Regions from separate parts of the Homo sapiens genome. Here region 1 is linked to region 2. A link is a loop called in an ENCODE intact Hi-C map of the cell type or tissue named here. Cell type or tissue: endothelial cell of umbilical vein. All regions are shown on one strand.

Evidence for each region. A loop is a pair of places that touch in the nucleus more often than their neighbours do. Peaks named below come from ENCODE experiments on the same cell type or tissue, not always from the same donor. Only the 100,000 strongest peaks of a DNase experiment are listed, where the experiment ranks them.
Region 1: it touches region 2 in a loop (3-fold over the local background); 5 of 110 quality-filtered maps call a loop at or near these places.

The regions. Positions count from the first base shown.
Region 1 is chr11:122,185,264-122,193,263 of GRCh38, reverse strand. The region is part of intron 2 of MIR100HG (mir-100-let-7a-2-mir-125b-1 cluster host gene); the gene reads left to right. Among named protein-coding and RNA genes, the nearest start is that of MIR100, 37 kb to the right of the region's middle. In endothelial cell of umbilical vein, no CTCF peak of the experiment used is centred here; DNase peaks (open chromatin) are centred at 3,823 and 6,613; H3K27ac peaks cover 5,384 bases.
Region 2 is chr11:122,041,136-122,049,135 of GRCh38, reverse strand. It overlaps a transcript of MIR100HG not described here. Among named protein-coding and RNA genes, the nearest start is that of MIR125B1, 55 kb to the left of the region's middle. In endothelial cell of umbilical vein, no CTCF peak of the experiment used is centred here; a DNase peak (open chromatin) is centred at 3,695; H3K27ac peaks cover 2,438 bases.

The DNA of each region.
Region 1 (8,000 bases), 140 kb before region 2:
GGTCATGTGGGAAATGCATGATAAATAGACACTGGCAGTGCAAGACAGTGGGATGAATCCATTACAGATGTCAGCTCTGGATGCTATAGGAGCATATAGGAGAGTCTCCTTCCTGGAGCAAGGATGACGGTTGAGAATGCCAGCAAGAGTTTCCAAGAAGGGAAAGGCACCACCCCTAGCCTGAGTCCTGTTGAATATGATTGAGCCTTGTTGTGTGGGGTCTGAAAGGAGAGAGCATTCTCTGCAGTAAGAACAGCACATGAGGAAGTCAGGGGATGCCCCAAAGAGCAACATAATAAAAGGCTTATGTTTGGGTGTGATAGATAAGACAGAGACACATGAAGTAGTTGGACAATAAGACAGTTTCCAATCAAGTACTAATTTTGCAGTACAATGAACTACGAGTATAGAACGGATCACCATGCACTTATTCTGGAAATCTCTCAGAAAATGTGGGTTCTGACTCACTCCTTGAGAAATGACAGTGCTAAATCTGAGATAAAAAAAAGTCTGGGTTTCAGTCTCACTCTGCCAATTACTAGCCTGGTGATATTTTCTCAATCTTTAATTTCTACATCATGAAATGAAGACACTAAGATTCAACTCTCAGAGTTGTATTGAAGATAAAATAAGACTTGTAAACTGTAAAGCACTACACAAACATTAGTTTGTTCATTAAAACTGTTTACCTGTAAAATAGAGAATTCTTCATTGATAAAGATATTTGGATGATATAAAAAGAAGCATAAGTATACTTACATGCAATGATACAATATTTACATTAAAAATATGTTAATTTTACATATTTATACATATACTTTTTATAAAAATCTTGGTTAATGCTATTGAAAAATGCAAATGTGTTAATGAGTTGACTGTGTCTTTTTACACATTTCTGACTCTTAGGATAGGGCAGAAAAACAGCCCTTCAGGGTAGGCCGTCTGATTCAGCGGTACGTGTGATGTGTTAGGAATTAAGTAGTTCAGGTGTGCTAATTTAGAAGTAAACTCTCTCCTAAGAAAACTGCATTCCTGTAGACAGAAGTTTTACTTGAGGATTTCTGTCTCAAAATAGAACTCTAAGTGGTGCAACTTTCTCTTCACTGTCTCCATTTCCTCCTCTTTAAATGACCATAAGCAATGGCAGCATTTTAAAGTCACACTCATACAAGTGGCCTTTAGAGAAGTTTGATTTCATTAGTCTTATACTCTGGTCAGATGTAGGCAAGGGCAAGGAACATCTAACAGATACAGAACGACCCACTAAAAGAATCTGAACTCTTTTGAGTGCTTTTCAAAGACTATGGGTGAAATACTAAAATGTAATTGACACAGTGTGTTCAGGCATGCAGTGTAAATGATCCTTCACTCCACGTGCTCCATCAGTTCTAGACAGCCCTTGGCCATCTTGTGGGAAGAAACCCCTGCTTTGTCTCCCTCGTTCCCACTGATACCAACACTGAGCTGATCATTATAGAGGAGAGTGACGCCAGTGCTTTTCCATGTGGCTGTGAACGTGGCCCTGAAAAGCATCAAAAGAAACATTAGAGATTTGTCACTCACTCTTGCTTAATGATGAATTCAAGGAAGCTGAAAGTGGAGGCCCATCACTCCCAGCTATGGGCTTGAAGTTATGGCCAGTTGGTAGTCCTCTTTCTCCATCCATTACTGCATCCACCTGGACCTAACTGTTCTAAGAGCTACCTTTCTAAAACTTATGTAAGGAAAGAGAGCATGACTCTTTTCTTGGAATATGAAGTCTATGAGATATCAATACAAATTCTACAAAATAAGGAGGTATTCTAAGGTCAAACAAGTTTAAGAAATCCTGAATATGTCCCCACTGGACATTCAAAATGTACATCAGCATAGTTAAGGCTGTAAAATAAAAATAATACAATAAAGTAAAACATTTGCTTTCCCAGTGATTTGACTTTAGAACTGTTTTATTTAGTAATACTCATTAACACCTTGAATACTTCTTGCTTCTAGTTTATAAGAAGATAATGTTCTTACAGAAGTCTCAGTAAATAGTCCTCTTGAAGGCTGAAGTCCATGCTTTAGACTGAAAAAAAGTTGAACGTAGCTTGGATAAATCTTATAACTGAGGAATACATGCTTACCATCCAAAGGTTCTTTTTAATAGCCAATTATTTATTAAATTGGGGGTTTGCCGGGGAGGTGGGAGGTGAAATAAGCAATCAGCATTCGAGCCCATTCCTTATTCAGAAAAAATTTTTTTCTCTTCTATTACTGGCTAGATCTCATGGAAAATCCCTTGAAAATGCTGAAATGAACTTTTCCTCTCCCTCTCTTCTGGCTGTTTGCCTTTTTTTCATAAAGAATGAGTGTAGATTTGATCTGTAACTATTATAGTTTATATTTGATGGGACCCTATGGAAAACTACTAGCCAAGAGAAAGAGTAATCACTAGTAGTTTTAACTGTAATCACAGAGAAATCCTTCCCTGTCCTTCAACCTTTCCATGGCTCTGTAATTGTGAGCCGTATCTTTCATAGGACGTTTCCCATAGGTGCTAAGATCATATTTTCTCTCCATATAGGTTCTCCAAAGTATCTTTTTTTTTCTACCCACAAAAATAGACAGGGAGTCAGGCAATGGGATCAACTCTATTCATCATACATATCATTTTATACCTCTCCAAGGAAGCTTTTCTTGATCAATTTTCTTCTCTAATCACTGCTTCTCCCAGCATTTCTTCTGAATCTATTTAATGCGTAGGATATTATTTTACCTATGGTGTCACAATACTTTGCAACTGATCTTAGTTTATTCATCTGTGTGTTTTCTCTGTCAACTAGAATTTAAAGTTCATTGGAGGCAGGTACAATATATTTAATTTTTTCATACTATCTTCAAAGTCTTACATGCAGTAAGACTTGTACAGAGTTTTATACATAGTGGGCATTTGCTTATTTGAATTAAAAATAATCTACGTGGAATGAATGTCAGGACATCTACTCATCTCCTAGGTTTTCTATCGATATGACTGGAACGTGAACATTGGAGTCCTCCTGACCTGAGCTCAAATCCTAGGCCAAAAACATCAGTAATCTTTGTGCTCTTAATCAAGCTACTCTTCTTCTCTGAGTTTCCATTTTCTCATATCCACAATGGAGATCTTGTATCTACCTTTTCCTAAAAGACTGTATGAGGAATAGTTAGAAGTTTAAGTTCTGATGTCAGACAGTTCTGATTTGAAAGCCCTCTCTGCTACTTGCTACCTCATATTGAAAAAATTGGTTAACCTCTGATGAGCCTCATTTTCCTCATCTGTGAGTTAGGATCCATAATAGGATTTATGTCATGAACTTGTTTGGATTAAATGAAATAATGCAAGGAAAACTTAGAATGGTACCTGATACCTAGCAAGCATTCAATTAATGTTAACTGCTGCTGTTGAAGAGTACCTAGAATACCTGATGCTGGTGGGCTCAAATAAACCATAGTTCTTTCTCCTACTAATTCCCATCTTTAAATCCATTGCCATGGCAGATGCACTTTGCAAATCTGTTGGCTAAATGCGTAACTTTCATTGCAGGAATGGCATTCTGCCTGTTTTGCCTATCTTAAATGGCACAAAATTCTTCTGAAGGAAAAGACTTTCTCAGGAAGATAATCCATATCTGGATTGAAAAGAGCTTATGTTTTTAAAGTGTGGGTTGGAGACATTTTTTAATTGAACGCAGCCATTTTTTATCATGTTGATTTCCTCAGGATATGAATCAGAGAGAAAGAACTGAAGTCTTGTCTCAGGAAGAAAGAGGGCAGGCAGAGGATTTTTCACTGGTAAGGCAACTTGCACACTTGTCCTTTTCATAGTGAGTCATGATCTATGATACATTTCATAGCAATGTCTATGAGTTTCCAATTCTGGAATTAGACATGCCAGCCAAATAAGGGAGGGAGAAGAGAATAGACTTTTAATCCACCTCATTGCCATTCAGAGTTCTAGAAGCGGAGCTTCAAGAAAAGGAGTATTCTAGCACCCACTTTTAGTCTTATCTTTAAACACATTGAGAAAGAGAATTAGCTAATTACTTTCCAAATGCTTCCAGCAGAGCAATTCCACGGGGTTTTTTTTCCCCCAATAACTAGCTCTAGTGTTCCAGAAAAATCAGTCTCCCTAATCTCTTTCCAAATCTTTTTTTTTTTTTTTCCTCTATGACTTGAGGCTAACTTTTCTTTTTCTTTGTTTTCATACTGGCTGACCTAAGCTCTTCTTAAAATGACGCCATGAATTTTTTAAAGTTATTAGGCCTACCTTCCCTAGTTTTTTTTTTTCTAATGAAGGAAACTTAACTCTCTTTAAAAGCTCTCTTATATCCAATTTTTTTACACTTCAAGTCACTTTGGACTGATGTTCTAAGGATGTTTCCCAGCTATTCTAGTAATGAATAAAAAACACCAATGGTTTGTTACCATTGGTCCTTCACATCCATGGATTTCACATCTGGGGATTCAATTAACTCTGGATCAAAAACATTTGGAAAAAAAAAGGATTGTTGTGTCTGTACTGCACACCTACAGATTATTTTCTTGTAATTCCCTAAACAATAAAATATAACAATTATTCACATAGTATTTACATTTTATTAGATATCATATGTAATCTAGAGATGATTTAAAGTATACAGGAGGATGTGCATAGGTTACATGCAAATACTAGACATTTTATATAAAGGACTTGAGCATCTGCAGATTTTGGTATTGGCAGGGGATCCTGGAACCAATTCTTCATGGATGCCACGTGATGACAGTATATGCACTTGGGTATCCCCAGGACTTGGTGCTACTCAGAGTATATTATAGGTGCTTAAAATGGTGACTGAATAAATATGACCTTATATTTCTATAGCTTTTAATGCTTTATGGAAAACTTCAATTTCCTTAAAAAGTCCTGTCTGCAGTTGTCTTATTTTCACCTTTTCCACCACCCAAAATAACCTTACCTTTGGTTATAAAGTCAGTAAGTTTTACAGTGGAGACCAGAACTTGGTCTCCAGTTCCCAGCCACACAAGTTTATTGCCTTAACCTGAACATTTGCTAAAGTGGTGGTGCTAGTGTTTTGAAAAATGTAGACCTCCCAAACTCAACCTTGTACTCATATAATGAAGAGAATAACAAGAGTGCAGACCAGTTCTACTATGTCTTTGTTTTGGGAATATATCTGAACATCATGTTATTTTTAAATTGTAAAATGTGACTTGTTCATACTTAGCTTTTATTCTTCTCTGAGCTTGAGCTCCAATTCTCACTGCCTTTTCTACAAGCTCATCATTTTTTCACATGGTATCTCTACATTGTGTTATGGTATGAAATATTAATAGCCCACAATAGGGCACTTTTAATCTCTTCAACACCAAGATATAGGACATCTTGGTGCCTTGATTAAATAGTGCGTGGTCAGTGTGAGGACCTTGATTCTCCTCCTGGTGAAATTCTTTCTGTCACAAGATTTCTTCAATGTAAAAATCAACAATCATTACTATTCCTTTCATTACTTCACTGGAGTTCGAAGTCAGCCAAAGAAAGATATTAAATAATCAGGGAGACAGGGTCTCTTGCATTGAACTCCTTAAAGGCAGGGACTATGTCAGAAATTTATGCCGAGCGCCGTGACTCACGCCTGTAATCCCAGCACTTTGAGAAGCCAAGGTGGGTGGATTGCTTGAGGTCAGGAGTTCAAGACCAGCCCAACCAACATGGTGAAACCCTGTTTCTACTAAAAAAAAAAAAAAAAAGCCCAGCATGGTGGTGCATGCCTGTAATCCCAGCTACTTAGGAGGCTGAGGCGGGGGAATCGCTTGAACCTGGGAGGCGGAGTTGCAGTGAGCTGAGATTGCACCACTGCCTTCCAGCCTGGGTGACAGAGCAAGACTCTGTCTCAAAAAAAAAAAAAAAGAAAAAAGAAAAGAAAAGAAACTTATGTAGCCCCATCCCCTAATCCAGGGTCTGGCACAGAGCAGGTACTTAATACATTATTAATTACAATTGAATTGACATCTATAAGAAAATTCAAGAAATCTGAGCCTTGTGACTTTGTCCATAATGATGTGGCCTTAGCTAAGACTCTGAGCTTCTGTTTTGTCATCGGTTAAATGGGATCTCTGTCTACCTTTAATGGGAATGTGAGAGTCCTAGGAAATTTGACCTTAAGGAATATTTGTTTTAGACTTCATAGACTAGATGGAGTTCTAGTTTTTAAGTGAATAATTTACAGACTAACGGGCTTTACATGAATAATCAAAGCAAAGGGGCTCTTGGTGACCTACTTGTGAATTAATATTTTTAATTAGTAAGTCATTTTTGACAAATTCACACAACCCTCGATATCTGTTTGTTTGATTTCCTTTAATTCACTTTCCATTATGGTCAACTTTACTATTGAAATGAAATCATCAACTTGAAGATATGTTGAGAAATGGTGTTACAGTCTGGGTTCATAAATCTTAACAGGAAGAACCTGGAGCCAAGCAGCTCAGAGCATTATGAAATCAGTTAATTCAGGCTTCTGGAATATGTGAGCAGTCTACCACTTTCTCATTAATCTGAGGCAGAATGCCCAGAAAGAGTATTTCGCAAAGGTTAGTGCAAAAGAGAAGTCTGTTGAGTCATTGTTGGGTGTTGGATAACAGAGCAAATTTATTGCATTAATCAGTGGAGGAAGTCTGTATTCTAAGATTGCCTTGCTAAGAAAGTCATTGTAAACTTGTAAATGAACAATTCTGCTTCCTCAATGGCTCTCAAACCTGAATGGGCATCAGAGTCATCTGGAGGACTTGTTAAATCACAGATGGCTGGGTACTACCCTTAAAATTTCTTCTGATTTTGTAAATTCTAATTTGGGGGTGGGGTGGATCCCAAGAACTTGCAATTATCACAAGTTTCTAGGTGGTGCTAATGCCACAGGACGGGGACTATACCTTGAGAACACTGTGCTACTTGATTTTCCTTAAGATTGCCAAGCCTGGTGAAAATAAACATTCCGTGGGACTGCTGCTCTTTTCTGAGACTGATTTAATGAAATAGGACGTAGATAAGCCATCAATAGCACAAGCCACAGGCAGACATCTATGGGTCAGAGTGTCTGTATAGAACTACAATGAACCCTAGATATAGAGAAACAGATTTTTTTTTTAGGTTAAGTTTTAAGCTCAGCTCCTTCATGACTTTGTAGGACATATTATTGTGGTCTGTTCCAAGCTCCTTCTGGAGTCATCTGAAAATATATTGCCAGAATCTTTTAAAAAAAGGGAGAGGAGATATGTTTTCATTTTCTTTCAGGTGGTCATTCCAGGTTGTCATCTCTTTTCCAACAAACAGGCCGTGTATTCAGGTATTCTACCCTCTTGCTTTGTGATTTAATCAGTCAGTAGACAGTAATTCTCTATCAAGTTCTTTTAAGTCAAGTTCTTATTTCATATAGGTACAATGTTATCAATTCTGGTTCTTTTCCTGGAAGCTCATTTTATTCAATTCAGTTCAACACCCATTGTGTGACTTCCTATGCTAAGCACTATTCTAGGGACTTAAAAAAAGACATGACCAAGACAGACACCAATCCCTACCCTTGCAGAATCTACATTCTAGCACAGGGAGACAGACAGTAAACAGTACATCAGCCAATATATTATATTCTTCATAGTAAATGCTATGGAAAAGATGAAAATAAAGCAGAGTGATTAGGTTTAAGACTGGGGTGGGGCACTGGCAGAGGAGGACCATGTGCACAGTTGCAATTTTAAATAGGAGTGTCAATTGAGCAAATATCTGAGGCAGGTGAGACTGTAAGTATATATCCAGGGAAGAGTATCACTGGCAGAGAGAACAGCCTGTGCAAAGGCCCAGTGGCAGGAGACTGCCTGGCGCATTTAATGAACAGCAAAGAAGCCAGCATGGCTGATTCAAAGAGATGGAAGGGAATGCATTATAGGTCAGAGAGATAACAGAGAGGCAAGGGTGAGGCCCCATGAGG
Region 2 (8,000 bases):
ATTAGCCAAGCGTGCTGGCAGGCACCTGTAATCCCAGCTACTCAGGAGGCTGAGACAGGAGAATTGCTTGAACCCTGAGGCAGAAGTTGCAGTGAACCAAGATCATGCCACTGCACTCCAGCCTGGGTGACAGAGCGAGACCCCATCTCGAAAAAAAATAAATAAAATAAATAAATAAATAAGAGAAGAAAAGAACCCTTAGGCTTTTGTATGTGCACAATTTTCCTCACCATCTAAACAGCCCTTCTATTTTTGTTTTTGCTCTGATAACAGCTCTTACTAAATAGTTAAACAAGTCCTTGATATGACTTCTTCAGGTTTTCTGTAAAATGGGAATAATCTTTTTTATTATGCAAGTGCTTCTTTTGAGGTATAATTGGACCTTCTCTTAAACATCAGCTGAATAAGACTCATCTCTTCTCTTCTTTATCTGCTTCTACACTCAAAAAATAAAGAAGGAAAATTTAATCACAAAGCCAGAATGTGTTACAAGAAGTGCTGCTATGAGTCAGATTTTTCCTGCAGTACTTAGGGCCCATGGGAAGTGACTGCAGGGCTGAGATGGATTTACCAGGAGACCAATGCTCAGGACATCTTACTAAAGTAGTGGCTTTCATGCCCCGTGGAAAGGCCTGGGAAAGTTGTGATTTCCCCAGAATTACTGACTTCACTTCCCAGATACCGTTTACAAAATCCCATGTATGGCAAAGTCTTTGTACCCTTATCCCAAACCGTGTCCTTATTTGAGAATCAATCACTGAGGCAATGAGTAGAGGCACCAAGGCAGAATTTTGAAGACCTCTGAAGCCAGAAAGACTTAGTTACGAATCCCTGCTCAGTCATGCACAAGCTACGGGTCCTTGTCCATGTTACTAAATCTGTCACAGCTTAATGTTTAAAATTTAATGGGGCCGGGCGCAGTGGCTCACGCTTGTAATCCCAGCACTTTGGGAGGCCGAGGCGGGCAGATCACAAGGTCCAGAGATCGAGACCATCCTGGCTAACACGGTGAAACCCCGTCTCTACTAAAAAATACGAAAAATTAGCCTGGCATGGTGGCGGCGCCTGTAGTCCCAGCTACTCGGGAGGCTGAGGCAGGAGAATGGCGTGAACCCGGGAGGCGGAGCTTGCAGTGAGCCGAGATTGCACCACTGCACTCCAGCCTGGGTGACAGAGCGAGACTCCGTCTCAAAAATTAAAATAAAATAAAATAAAATAAAATAAAATAAAATAAAATAAAATAAAATAAAATAAAACAAAATAAAACTTAATGGTATCAGATCCCAAATAAAAGCCTTCCTCTTGGTGGGAATGCAAATTAGTACAGCCATTGTGGAAAACAATATGGAGATTCCTCAGAAAATTAAACATAAAACTACCCTATGATCCAGCATTTTTGCTTTTGGATATATATCCAAAGGAAGTGAAATCAGTAAGTCAAAGAGATAGCTACACTCACATGTTTATTGCAGCATTATTCACTGTAGCCAGGCTATGGCATCAACTTAAGTATCCATTAATGGATGAATGGATAAAGAAAATGCGGTACATATACACAACGGAATACTATTCAACCTTTAAAAATAAGGAAATTCGGTCATTTGTAACAATGTGAATGAACCTGGAGAGCATAATGCTAAGTGAAATAATCCAGCCACAGAAAGACAAACACCACATGTGCTCATTTATATATGGAACCTAGAAGAGTTGAAATCATAGATGCAGAGAATAGAAATGATGGTAACCAGGGACTGGGGTGGGAGGTGTTAAAAAAGTCTTGCTCTGTATCTATAATTTGGACTTTTTTTTGTTTGTATTAATGACTCTTAAACATATAAAATCCCCCACTGTATTTTTGGTCTGTCTCTCCAGTTCCCCGATACTGTTTTATTCCTTAATTCTTTCCTCATCTTTAAAAAGAACTCTTTGTGTTTACTTTTCTTTACCTCTTAGAAAACGTCACCAAAGGTTGTTATGAATCACAGCAGTCTGGCTTGAGAAATGGTCAACATAAAAGTTCCAAATATAATTTATCCCTGGATGATGTTGTCTGTGAATTATTCATACAATCTGATTAGGAACTTGAGAGCATTTGTAGTCAAATAACAACTTTTCTCCAAATGACGCACAGCACGTCTGAGACAGAGCACAGTGATCTCAATTGCCAGATGAGAAACCGAGGCCCAGGAATGCAGAGGGCTGAACCAACGTTGAACGAGAACTGTGGAATAAAAAGTCAAAATGTTTCTACCAGGGCTTAAGACTAAGTAGTAAATCCCCACCTACTCCCTCTCCTCCTCCTATTTCCTGTAGGATAAATTATTTTTAAGAGAAACACGCAGGTGAAAGGAAAACACGCTCTTTGAGGACATGTGGCTAAACCAGATGCTAACAGCATTCAAGCTCAGATACAGCAATAACAGCAGAAACCAAATGTGAACTAAAGCCAGTACCTAATCTGCTGTTCTTAACCTGGCATCCAAGGCCTTTCATGAGCCAGCCCCGGCCTGGTTTGCCAGCCTTGGCTTGCCCACCGAATTCCCAACTGGAAACTGAAACCCCAAGTGACATTCACACTAAACTCTCTCCAAACTCCCAGCATCTCCACCCTTCTTCTCTTCCTGTCTTACTTATCCTTCCATCTTTGACCTGAGCATCAATGCCACTAGGAGTGCTTCCCAGCCTTCTTCCACCCCTCCTTGGGGTTAGAGTCCCCTCCCCTGTGTTCCCAGAGTACACTGTGCATATTCCTGTCTTAGTTTCTCATAGTGTGTTAACATTACCTGCTCCCTTGTGGCCCTTTCCCACCACACTGGGAGCTCCTTTAGAGGAAAGGCTGTAGCTTGAGTGCTTGGCGCACATTAGTTCTTCAATAAATGCATGCTAAGAGAATCAGTATTGTCCAGGTCTCCAAAGAAAAATAACTCTTTGGCCAGGTGTGGTGGTTCACACCTGTAATCCCAGCATTTTGGGAGGCCGAGGTGGGTGGATTGTCTGAGGTCGGGAGTTCGAGACCAACCAGGCCAACATAGTGAAACCCTGTCTTTACTAAAAATACAAAAAATTAGTGGGGCGTGGTGGTGGCCATCTGTAATCCCAGCTACTCGGGAGGTTGAGGCAGGAGAATCACTTGAACCCGGGAGATAGAGGTTGCAGTGAGCCAAGATCACGCCATTGCACTCCAGTCAGGGCAACAAGAGTGAAACTCCATCTCAAAAAAAAAAAAAAAAAAAAGAAAAGAAAAGAAAAAAAATAGAAAAAGAAAAAGAACTCTTTGCTTGATTTCTTTTTCTTTTACCAACAGGTAATGAGCTTTCCCCTTGCATGTAGTAAGGCTATGATCTAGCAGACTTGTTCTATGGAATCAGTATGGCTTACCTAAGTAAAAAAAAAAGAATAATAGATTGTTTGACTTGAAAGGACGTTCAGAAGTCATTTATTTTTCACCCCCATCAGCCCCAATGTGAATTTCCTAGAAATTTGTAAAGATTTTAGTAATTAAAGGCCACAAAAGGTAGCAGTCAGCATTAGAAACAAGGACATGTTAACCTTAAACGGGCTCAGATGGCATGTTCAGATAAGTTTGGTTTTCAAGAATCAAGAATGAAGCTTCCAACTTGTCACCCCTTCCTGTTGAGACATGTGAGTACATAGAAAGTCATGTAATTCATAAGCCTATGATTCATTTACTCTCCATTCATCAAACTGCTGAGTGTCATGAATGCGTTTGACGCCTGTTTAAGCTTCCTTTTCTTGACAAGGAAGTTTGTTTTTGGGAGATAACTCATGTACTAAAATCTAGGGACTTACAGGGAAATTCCAAAGCAGACAAGTCAGAGAGGCATGTAAGCTGGCCCCAAAACCTTTTTCCAGTATTGGTTAATAATCTAGGAGCCTTGAGGGGAGTAATAGTCTATAGATGACATGAGCCACTAGTTAATGGACTGAATTACCCAAGAGATCAATGAGCGACACCAGAACTTTGAAGGTTTCCCCAATTCTCTATACAGTCTTGGTTGGCTTCAGATTTATGGCATGAGACTAAAATGTGTAAAAATGACCCAAGGATTTTAGAAAGAAAAACACTCAAGTAAAATAGTGGTCACTTTGAAAAGTAGTAAGAATGGACCAATTCAAATCATAAACTGCATTATTGCCTATGCGAAAATCCCATACTATACCTTTTATTTCCTCTTCTAATTTTTGAATTGTAAAATACACATAACATAAAATTTATTACCTTAACCATTTTTAAATGTACAATTCAGTTGTTCTAAATACATTCATAATGTGCAAACATCACCACCATTCATCTCTATAACTCTTTTTGATGCCAATCTTTTTTTTAAAAAAAAAAAAAAGGAGTTTTTTTTTTGTGATTTTTTTTTGGTGTGTGTGTGATTTTTTTTAATTTTTTTTTTGAAACTGAGTCTCACTCTGTCGCCCAGGCTGGAGTGCAGTGGCGCAATCTCAGCTCACTGCAATCTCTGCTTCCCAGGTTCAAGCCATTCTCGTGCCTCAGCCTCCCGAGTAGCTGGGATTATAGGCTAGCCCCACCACACCCAGCTAATTTTTGTATTTTTAGTAGAGACGGAGTTTCAAATCTTTTAATGTTCTGAAATGACCCTGTACAAGGAAGGGTTGAGGTCTTTCTTTTTGTTTCTCTCTATGATAGAGTTCAAGATTAAGAATGCTAAAGTCAAATCTTCAAATGAGAGCATCAGTCAGAAGTCGATGTGAGATTACTAGCTATGACTGAAAAAAAACAAATCAAAACAAAAACAACCAAATATCATCATCTAGGAAAAGGCTGTTACTTTAAAATAACTGTGATGTCCAGAACTGAGGTCTGACTCAGGCTTGACGAAATCAGGAGCGGCAGCAGTCAGACTGATGCTGAAGAGACATCTTAGTTTGCTTGAGATGCTGTCAAAAAATGCCTGAGAGAAGGTAATTAACAGAAATTTGTTTCTCACAGTTCTGCAGACTAGGAAGTCCAAGATCAGGCACCACAGGTTTGCTGTCTGGTGAGGTCCTGCTGCCTTGAACGCTGCATCCTTTGTAGAGGACAAACACCGTTTCTTCACAAGGCAGAAGGGATAGAAAGGAAAAAAGAGCCTAGCTAATTTCCTCTAGCCTTTTCATAAAGTTGTTAATCCCATTCATGAAGACAGAGCTCTCATGACCTAATTACCTCCTGAAGGTCCCACTTCTTAATAATATCACCTTAGGGCTTAAGTTCCAACATAAGAATTTTGGAGGGGACACAAACATTCAACCATAGCAGGAGAGAAAGCACTGTAGTTCATAATAGGCTGAACCCAAGGAAAATCAGTAGATTGAGATGAGTTCGAATTACAACTTGGGATCTCTAGAAACCTAAGAACCCTTCTAATTCTTGAATTACTGCATTCCTGCTTCATGGTGCTCCAACATCTGCTTGAACACTTCTGTATATACAAAACCCTTTGCTTCCTCAGCTTACCCATTATACGGATGGCTCTGAGTGTTCGAAGGTTTCTCCTTGTATTGGAGCAATATTTATCTCTGTTTCTTCCAGCCATGCTTCCTTTTAAAGATATGCACAGTAAGTGAAATCCTTTTATCCCACATAACTTAGTGAGTTTGGGGACCCATCTGTGGAGATTTCCGTGATTGATGATTCTCTCTAGGTGAAAGCTTCCTGGATCTTTCTACTTCTCCTCATAAAATATAGCTTCTAATACCTCCACTTTCTTGATTGTTTTCCTCTGAAAATCCTTCTATTTGTCACTTCATCCTTTAAATGTGTTAATTAAACGAACGTACAGGCCTCTTCATGCTCAGATCTTGAAAAATTCATGGTGGAGTCACATTATTTTTTAAATGAACATGGACAAATTTTCTTCTGTTTCCCGAGCTCTCTCCCTCGTAGCCAACGAATGTGATTTTTCTGTGCTTATTACATCTAAGTGGCATGTTTGTCAGCATTTGTTTACTAGAAAATTCCATTCTCATTATTTTCGAATTCCTATGGGCTGTTGAGTGAAAGATCTTGCCTTAGACCACATTTAAATCATGACATCAAGTGCAGCCATACAATTCAAGGACAAATAAACCCCAAATAAAAATAAGGAAAAAGGAGACTCTGTATATCATTCGAAAGCAAAATGAAACATCATTTTTTTATGTGAGTGTAAGTGGAAGTTGACAGGCAATTCAGGATAGGATTAGTGAAGGGGGAAAAGCACTTATTGATTTATTTTTTCACAGAGAAAGCCAGATTGTGTATGTCTAGACCTTGGGTATATACACACACAGAATTAATCAAGAAGAGAATGTACAACTGCATCAATATGTTTTTATTTTTATGGTTATTTATTGAGCTTTATTTGTCTATGCAATAGAGAACAGTCCATAGGCTCCATGGAAAGGTTTGTATGATATATATACTGTAGCGGAAAACAGATGGTCATCTGATATTAATAACTGTGTTTAAACAAAGCTGAATTGCTATTAGTGATACCATCAATGATGATGTATTTGGAAAGCATGGTAAAGGGACTTTCACCCCCTTGGAATATTTTTTCTTTCAGTGTTTGTGATTGTCTACACAACATTGAAAACATCTGCACGTAAACCAAACCTTTCAGCCCGTCATCTGCATGGCTGGCATATGCAGTGCCAAACAACTGAGCACTGAGAAAGAAAAATGCAACTGGCTAAATTATTTAGACCAATACAACCAGATCTGAATAATTATTCAAAGGGTTGATTAGTATGGACACCTCACTGTATCTAGACACAAAATAGAACATCTAATTCAAATCACTCTGATCTGTTAAGATCTTACTTGGTTCCTGGTTACTTACAAGAGTACAGTTTGGATGCTTTAATCACGCCTGTCGTCCCAGCCTCATCTGCAGCTTCTCTTCACTTTATAAACTCGACAATCCAATCATACAGACTATGCACCAATTTAAGAGCCCGTGATGCTTTTTCATGTTTTCAAGCATGCCTTGGCTTCTTTGCATTCTACCTAATATTTTTCTTCCAATTTGTCTGTCTGATAAACTTCTAATCTTTGCATCCATTTTTAAAACCATGCTCAAATATAAACTCCTTTGGGGAAGTCATTGCTGACTTCTCTATACTAAATTAGTTGTTTCTTCCACCACACTCCAATAGGGCACCTCATGAAAGTTACCATCACACTTTGCACGGGGACCTTTGTCTGCAGTTGTCTCTTTCTTACTGGACTATGAGTACAGTAGGAGACATGCCTTTTTAATCTTTGACTCCTCTGTACCTAGAATACTGGCTAACTCATAATTGGCATTCCACAGATTATATTTGAACTAATTGCAATGTGAACTTCTTCATTGATAGGATTTCTATCTAAACAATTTTGGGTTCTTGTTCAACAATTCACTAGAGCTATACAAATGATAGCTAAAGGAATAAATCTCAATTCAATATTGATTGGATTGCATAAATTGAAATAACATGTTCAATCAACTTTAATTCGTTGACTGCATATTTTGCATTTCATGCCTTTTTTCAACTGCATGGAAGACACATCTTTATGGTATTTGAATTATTATTCACAAAATGCACTTTAATATATTTGTAGTTGTGATATGTGGCTTATGAGGATGCCTGAACTCTCTAGGAATTTTCCAAATCTCCTACAATGCATGATACTAAAAAAATACAGCTAATGTTAAATACCTAGTAACCTTCACAGAAGCTATGTTCATAGCATGAAAAGGTATAAAAGGATTATAGTATGTCCTATTCACCTATTCAATTCTAGGCACTGGAGAATTTTCATCATGTCTTTTTTGCTTTATATTCAAATATTTGGTAAGAAAAAGAAATTTCCCGTGTTATCATTTTATGTGTAATATTAACTTGAGAAATGTACATGCTTTTATATCTGTAATATATATATTACATATTTTTATATATAGTTCTTTTGGGTGTGTATATAGATAGATACATGTAGATATATATTTATA